Linked DNA regions of Homo sapiens: region 2 is linked to region 1. Evidence: chromatin loops called from intact Hi-C (ENCODE). Cell type or tissue: heart right ventricle. All regions are shown on one strand. Links, peaks and the distances in the headings refer to the core of each region. The heading gives the core; the rest is flanking DNA.

Region 1 (2,905 bases), core at 250-2,749:
GGCTGGCCTTGAGAAGGAAAGAGAGAGCCAGACAGCATAGGAAGGGTATAGTAATTTAGAGGTCTGGAAACCCACTGGCCAGCCCTGTACAGTTAGGACGATCAAGACCAGATCCCTGAATAAGGTTGTGCTTCAGAGACTGATGAGGGGATGAGGACAAATTCCTGAAGTCCGGGGATCTGGAAGGTCAGTGCCTTTAAGCACAGACAAAATTATCCCAATTCGAGTAGAGGCCTCAGACAGGGAGACCGCAGCGGTAAGCAAGTCAAGCAGACCAAATGAGCAAATGTGAGCTGCGGAGTTGGTGCAATATTTTTATGGAGTAGGGGAGGATTGAAGGATGGTCTGGGGGATGGGCTGAGATAAATGCAGAGGGGAGAGGTTGGTTGAGACCAGTGGCTTTCCCCTCTCCTGTCGTCCCAGAAGCATTGGTGATGCTGACACTTGGCCATGAAGGATTGCCTGATGCAGTGGGGACTTGGAGGGCCATGGAGGAGGCAGTTGGGCTCCAGGAGAAAGAAGGAGGCGTGGAGTGAGGAAGACCAGTCTGGGAAGAAAGATGAGACGGATGAGGAATGGAGTGCGGATGTCAGGGAGGTCTGCAGGAAGAGGGGGCTTCTGTCTCACAGGGCCTGCCCCTAGCATGAACCTGCACCAGCCTGTGAACGCACACCCCAGGACTTTCACAATTAGGAGATGCTCAAGTGATGAACGGCAAATCGGATCAATGCACACCATGTATTGATCCTTTGTGTGCATCTCAGTGCCATTTTACATGCATTCTCCATTTACATGCAGTCTCTCCACTCACCTCCTTTTGATAGTGGTTCCCATTTTACAGATGAAGAAACCAAGACTCCAAAAGTACCTCCCACAGGGTCATGCAGTTCATGCATGTGGCAGAGTTGAGATTTTAATCTGACTGAGTCACAGCCCATATTCTTCACTCCTACACTGTACCACATTTGTCCCAGGCACGTTGGCCTTATGCACCAGAGGAGCAGGAATGTTGAGAGAATGCAACAGTGATATCTTGCCTGCTTGCTGGGATACCAGGGATGTTTTTCAAGTGCCTAGAGAAAGGACGGGCAGGATTGACACAATGTTCCCTTCTCCCATACCCAGTTGTAGAGCCTGTTTACAAAATATGTTTTCATTCAACATTTTGTATTAAATACCGGAACTCAAGAAACGACACAGCATAATGTTAGCCGGATAGTGATAAAAGGGGAAAATTGAGAAACACATCTTAAGAGTTCAAGGTCAATGATTACTCTTTAAAAGCAGTATCCTGCTTTCCCAAGGAGTTCTACGTCAGAGGGAGCGGGCTGAGGAGGAAGCTGTTGGTTTCCAGGGATGGAGGGGTGCGGGGGACTCTTGCGGACGTGACCCCATGGATGGGATTGTCCCACTTCTCAGCAGGCAGCCTCCACTTTTAAAAGATGAGTTCTTACCATCCAAATGAAAAAGGCCAGGGAGCCTGTCCTAGAGACACCGCCTGTCCCAATTTTTCTGACTTCTAAAAGTATAACGATCCCTGTCGGTGGCCTCTATCTTTGCCCGCATTCCAGCCCTGCCCTGGCAAACCTCTCCCCTAGCAGCGTCCTGGGAAGGAGTGCTCCCTGCTCTGGCTCATGGAGAGCTCGTTGTGGAGGAAGAAGGCGAGAGGAGCTGGGTGGGACAGCTTCTGCCTTCACCCATAACCAGGCTGGGGGAGACAGCATTTACCTCTCCCTCCTGAGAGAGCTGCCTTTGAATTCACTCGGTGGGCAACACAAAGTGCCCATCCAGTGAATGTTCCCGATGCTGCCTGATGAGAGAGATGTTCCTGATGCTGCCTCATGGAGACAAACCACCACTGTTTCTAGGCAAGGGTTCCCAGGCCCCAGGGAACACCACTGAGGAGAACTTTGAAGGACACCCCTCCCCACAACCCCACCAGTGTTAGTAGCATTCAACCGCTAGTGGCAAGATGCCACAACAGTTCTGCCTATTGCTCCAGCCCCTGGCCAGTCTCTGCTCACCTCTGCTCACCAAGGACAGCCTAGAAAGGGACCAGAGCAAAGGGTAAGGATTGTGGGAAGAGGCAATGGGGTGGCATGGCCCCCACCCCCAAAGAGACAGGAACATTCCAGTGCTGAGGTGCAGTGGCTACCAGCACACCCTCTGCCACTCACTGCCGTGAGCCCGGCAACGCCTTCTGTGCCTTGGAGCTTCAACTCAGACAGCACCACTCTTCACCTCCCAGGTTGTCCTAAAGATGAAAGGAGAGGCCACAGGTGCTTAGCCCGCCTACCCTCGGTCTTGCTGGCAGGCACTGCTCAGGGCAGTCAGGCCTCTGGCTGTGCGTGGAGCAGGTGCAGCCATTCAGAAAGGACTGAGGCAGAGCCTGATGCTGGGCCCCGGCCTGCACTGGCCCTGCGCCACTCCTGCCAGGGAGCCTTGGCCCTGCCTCACTGCAGAGAGGAGAGCTGGGCACCGCTGGGCGGAGCAGGCAGGAGCCGGGGTCAGTCACTGCCAAACTCCCTCGTCACACAGTTGTCTCTGTTCTCCTTTGACCTGCACAAGTCAGGAAGTGGAAGGGACACTTGCCCATCTGTCTCACCCCAGAGAGGAAGGTGCTGTTAGGGGACTGGCTGGGACCCACCCTCATTGGAGGTCAGGCCCATGCCTCAATTGTTCTGTGCATCCTTTGTATAAAGGTCTTCTCTGAACCCATCAGAATGCCTCCTGCCAGTTTCAACTTCCCAGATAAGAGGAGAAGAAGAAGGCATGGAAAGCACTTGGGACAAGTACACCTTTCTCACCTGAGTGTGTCGGCAGGAGGGACAGTATCAAGGAATCGGGCTCAGTTCACAGGGCGATTTGGGGCCTTGGAGACACCTTGCCTCCTAAGTTCTGGTTT
Region 2 (2,905 bases), core at 225-2,724, 49 kb after region 1:
CCTCCTGCAAGGGGTTGAGCCTGGCAGGCCGGCCGAGTAGAGGGGGTGCCCCCGCTGGCAGAGGGGCCGAGAAAAAGGAATCTGATGTCAGTGGTCCATGGATCACAATTTGAGAAACTTAGACTGTTTTGACTGTTTTGTCAGAAATCACCAGAGTTGCTTGAATCTGGAAACTTATCTGGAATTCCCTTGTTACCTGTCACAGGATTTTAGGCTTAAGGCTGAGAAGAGTTTTTAACATCAAACAGGGCACAACCCTTGGCTGACCGACTTCCAAGCGGCTTTTATGGAGCCAGTGTCAAGCAAACGTTTGGGATGGTAAGGTTTTCTAACGTTGTTCGGGCAGCTGTCTCTTTGCTAGGAGTACTTAAAATTCAGCAATCCCTTCAGAAAGCAAGGGCTGTCACGCTGGAAGGCTGTATAGAGCTTGGTAATGGGCTTTGAAAAGCGGTAATCAGGGAAACTGAACAAACAGGCCGGCTTGAAAAACAGGCCTCAGGAATAGGAAATGGCCACTTACAATTTGGAAGCCCATTTTTTGAGGTCCCTGTTCCTCTCTGTGTCCTTTTTGTGTTCTAACAACGCCCCTCCTCCCTCTGAGGCCTGTCGCTCTACTTTGAATAACTCTAGAGTCAAATTAAGACGCAAATACTCGAATGTTTGACCCTAACAGGTAGTCAATGCCCTCAGCCTAGAGAGTCGGGTTGGGGCCTGGCGGTGTGAAGCTCTCGCAGCTCTCAGGAGTTAGTTACTGAAAGTTCCATGAGGGAAGGTCGTTTTCGCTGCAGAGTGGCCCAAACACGCTCCCACTTCTGTCCCTCCGGGCCACAGGCTGCAGCGCAGGGCCTCTAGGGTCAAAAGTTGCGGGCGGTGAAGCCCACAGTGCCTGCCTGGGCCGTCGCGTCAATCGCGACTTGTACCCGCCGGACCCGCCCCTGCCCTTGGAGGCGCCAGCGACGCCTGCTGCAGAGGGTAAGCGCTGCGGGGTTCCCGGACGTCCTGAACCGAGCGCCGGACCGCGGGCGAGCCCTGAGATCTGCAGGTTCTCGCCAGCTCCTCCGCGCGTCAGGAGCGCCGGCCGGGGCGTCCGGTCCACCCGGGATTCAAGTTCAGATCCGCGGCGGCCTGGCTGCTTCCCTTCCGCCTGGATAGAGCTGTGGGCCCCGGGGGACTTTCAGTGGTGCAGACACCGCTCCTGCGTGGCTGGGGGCGGCAGTGTCCCTTGTTCCCAGCCGTGTACTCCCTCAGCCTCCCCTGCTGCCCTTGAACACTTTGTCCCTGCGCAGCCCAGGCCAAGGTCTGTTTGCAAACCTCCCGCGTCTCCCCGGTCAGGAGAAGCCGCCTGCTCGCTCCTCGGCTCAGCTCACGAATTCCCTCTAGAAAACACGCCGGAAGGGGGAGCTTTGGGTCAAACGAAAGCTTTTCTGTCCAGAATGGGCCGCCTTCCGTGCACCTGGTTTTAATAAGAGCCTAGGGAGAAATACGGCCGGGGGTGGGGGTGGGGGGCGAAGGATCCCCAAGAAATTCTGTCCAGAGAGAGAAAAAGGGTGCACGAGGACTGTACGTGCGCAGACGCATTCACTGTACGAGGCTTTGTAAAGACCTCGTGCACTTTTCAACTTCAATTGTAGCCTGGAGAGGATGTAGGTTGTAGTGATGTTAGAAATGGGATGTAAACCGCAGTTAAAAACACGTTTATTAACATCGAGGACAAGGAGACTGCGCAGTTGTGCACAATGTATTCTTTTCTTCCCAGTTTTCATAAGAAAAAAGAATATTGAAAAACAACTTCCGCCCCTTCCTATACTCCCACCTTCCTAATCCTCGTGCGCACTTATTTTTACATAGTTGCAATTAGAGGTACACGGCATTCTTAATTCAAATTCTGGCACAAGGGAGGTAAACTACATTCCAGCAGGGCGGAAGTCTTCATTAATTCTAAGAAAAAGATCTCCCAATACATGAACAGGAAGTTAAAGATGATATCGTGCTTTCAACCTATATTATAAAAGTTTAAAGGATAAAGGACATGAAAGGCTTTTAAAAAAGACCTTTGTCAGACGTATAAATGTAAATATGTCTGCCCAGATTATTACTGCGTGTTCTTTTAAATCCAGGGGAAAGTTCTTTCCAACAAAGAACAAAGGACTTTGATCTTTACACTCTTAACAAAATATCTCTTATCCCGCCTTGTACTAGGTTTTGAGAATACTAAATTTCCATGAAAACTTTTCTTCCTTCCTTCCTTCCTTCTTTCCTTCTTTCCTTCCTTTCTTGATGAAGTTTCACTCTGTCGCCCAGGCTGGAGTGCAATGGCGCGATCTCAGCTCACTGCAACCTCTGCCTCCCGGGTTCAAGCGATTCTCCTGCCTCAGCAATGGCTCGATCTCATCTCACTGCAACCTCCACCTCCCAGGTTCAAGTGACTCTCCTGTCTCAGCCTCCTGAGTAGCTGGGATTACAGGCACCTGCCATCTTCCCTGGCTAATTTTTGTATTTTTGTAGAGAGGGAAGTTTCATCATGTTGGCCAGGCTGGTCTTGAACTCCTGACCTCAGGTGATCTACCCACCTCAGCCTCCGAAAATGCTGGGATTACAGGCGTGAGCCACTGTGCCTGGTCTCCATGAAACATTTCTTAAACTCTTAATCAGCATTTAATCAGAGCCCTCAGGGTCTTGCACTTCTGTTCCCTCTATCTAGAATGCTTTTCCCCTTCCTTTGTGTTGCTAGCTCCTCCTTATTCAGATCCCAGCTCACATAGCTGCATACCCCATGCAACATCGAGATTTTATGTACTTCAGAGCACTAACCACAATCTGAAATGGTTTCACTAGTTTCATTATTGCCTGTCACCCATTCCCTCAATGATATAAGCTACACAAAAGTAGACACCTTGATGTTTTG

The links. Hi-C counts contacts between places; a loop is a spot of excess contacts. Peaks named below come from ENCODE experiments on the same cell type or tissue, not always from the same donor. Only the 100,000 strongest peaks of a DNase experiment are listed, where the experiment ranks them.
Region 2: it touches region 1 in a loop (7-fold over the local background); 8 of 110 quality-filtered maps call a loop at or near these places.

What each region holds. Positions count from the first base shown.
Region 1 is chr11:32,380,871-32,383,775 of GRCh38, reverse strand. No RefSeq gene overlaps it. Among named protein-coding and RNA genes, the nearest start is that of WT1-AS, 53 kb to the left of the region's middle. In heart right ventricle, for the core only: no CTCF peak of the experiment used is centred there; no DNase peak of the experiment used is centred there.
Region 2 is chr11:32,331,898-32,334,802 of GRCh38, reverse strand. No RefSeq gene overlaps it. Among named protein-coding and RNA genes, the nearest start is that of WT1-AS, 100 kb to the left of the region's middle. In heart right ventricle, for the core only: a CTCF peak has its summit at 1,380 (motif pointing right); DNase peaks (open chromatin) are centred at 1,222 and 1,362; H3K4me3 peaks cover 1,241 bases; H3K27ac peaks cover 779 bases.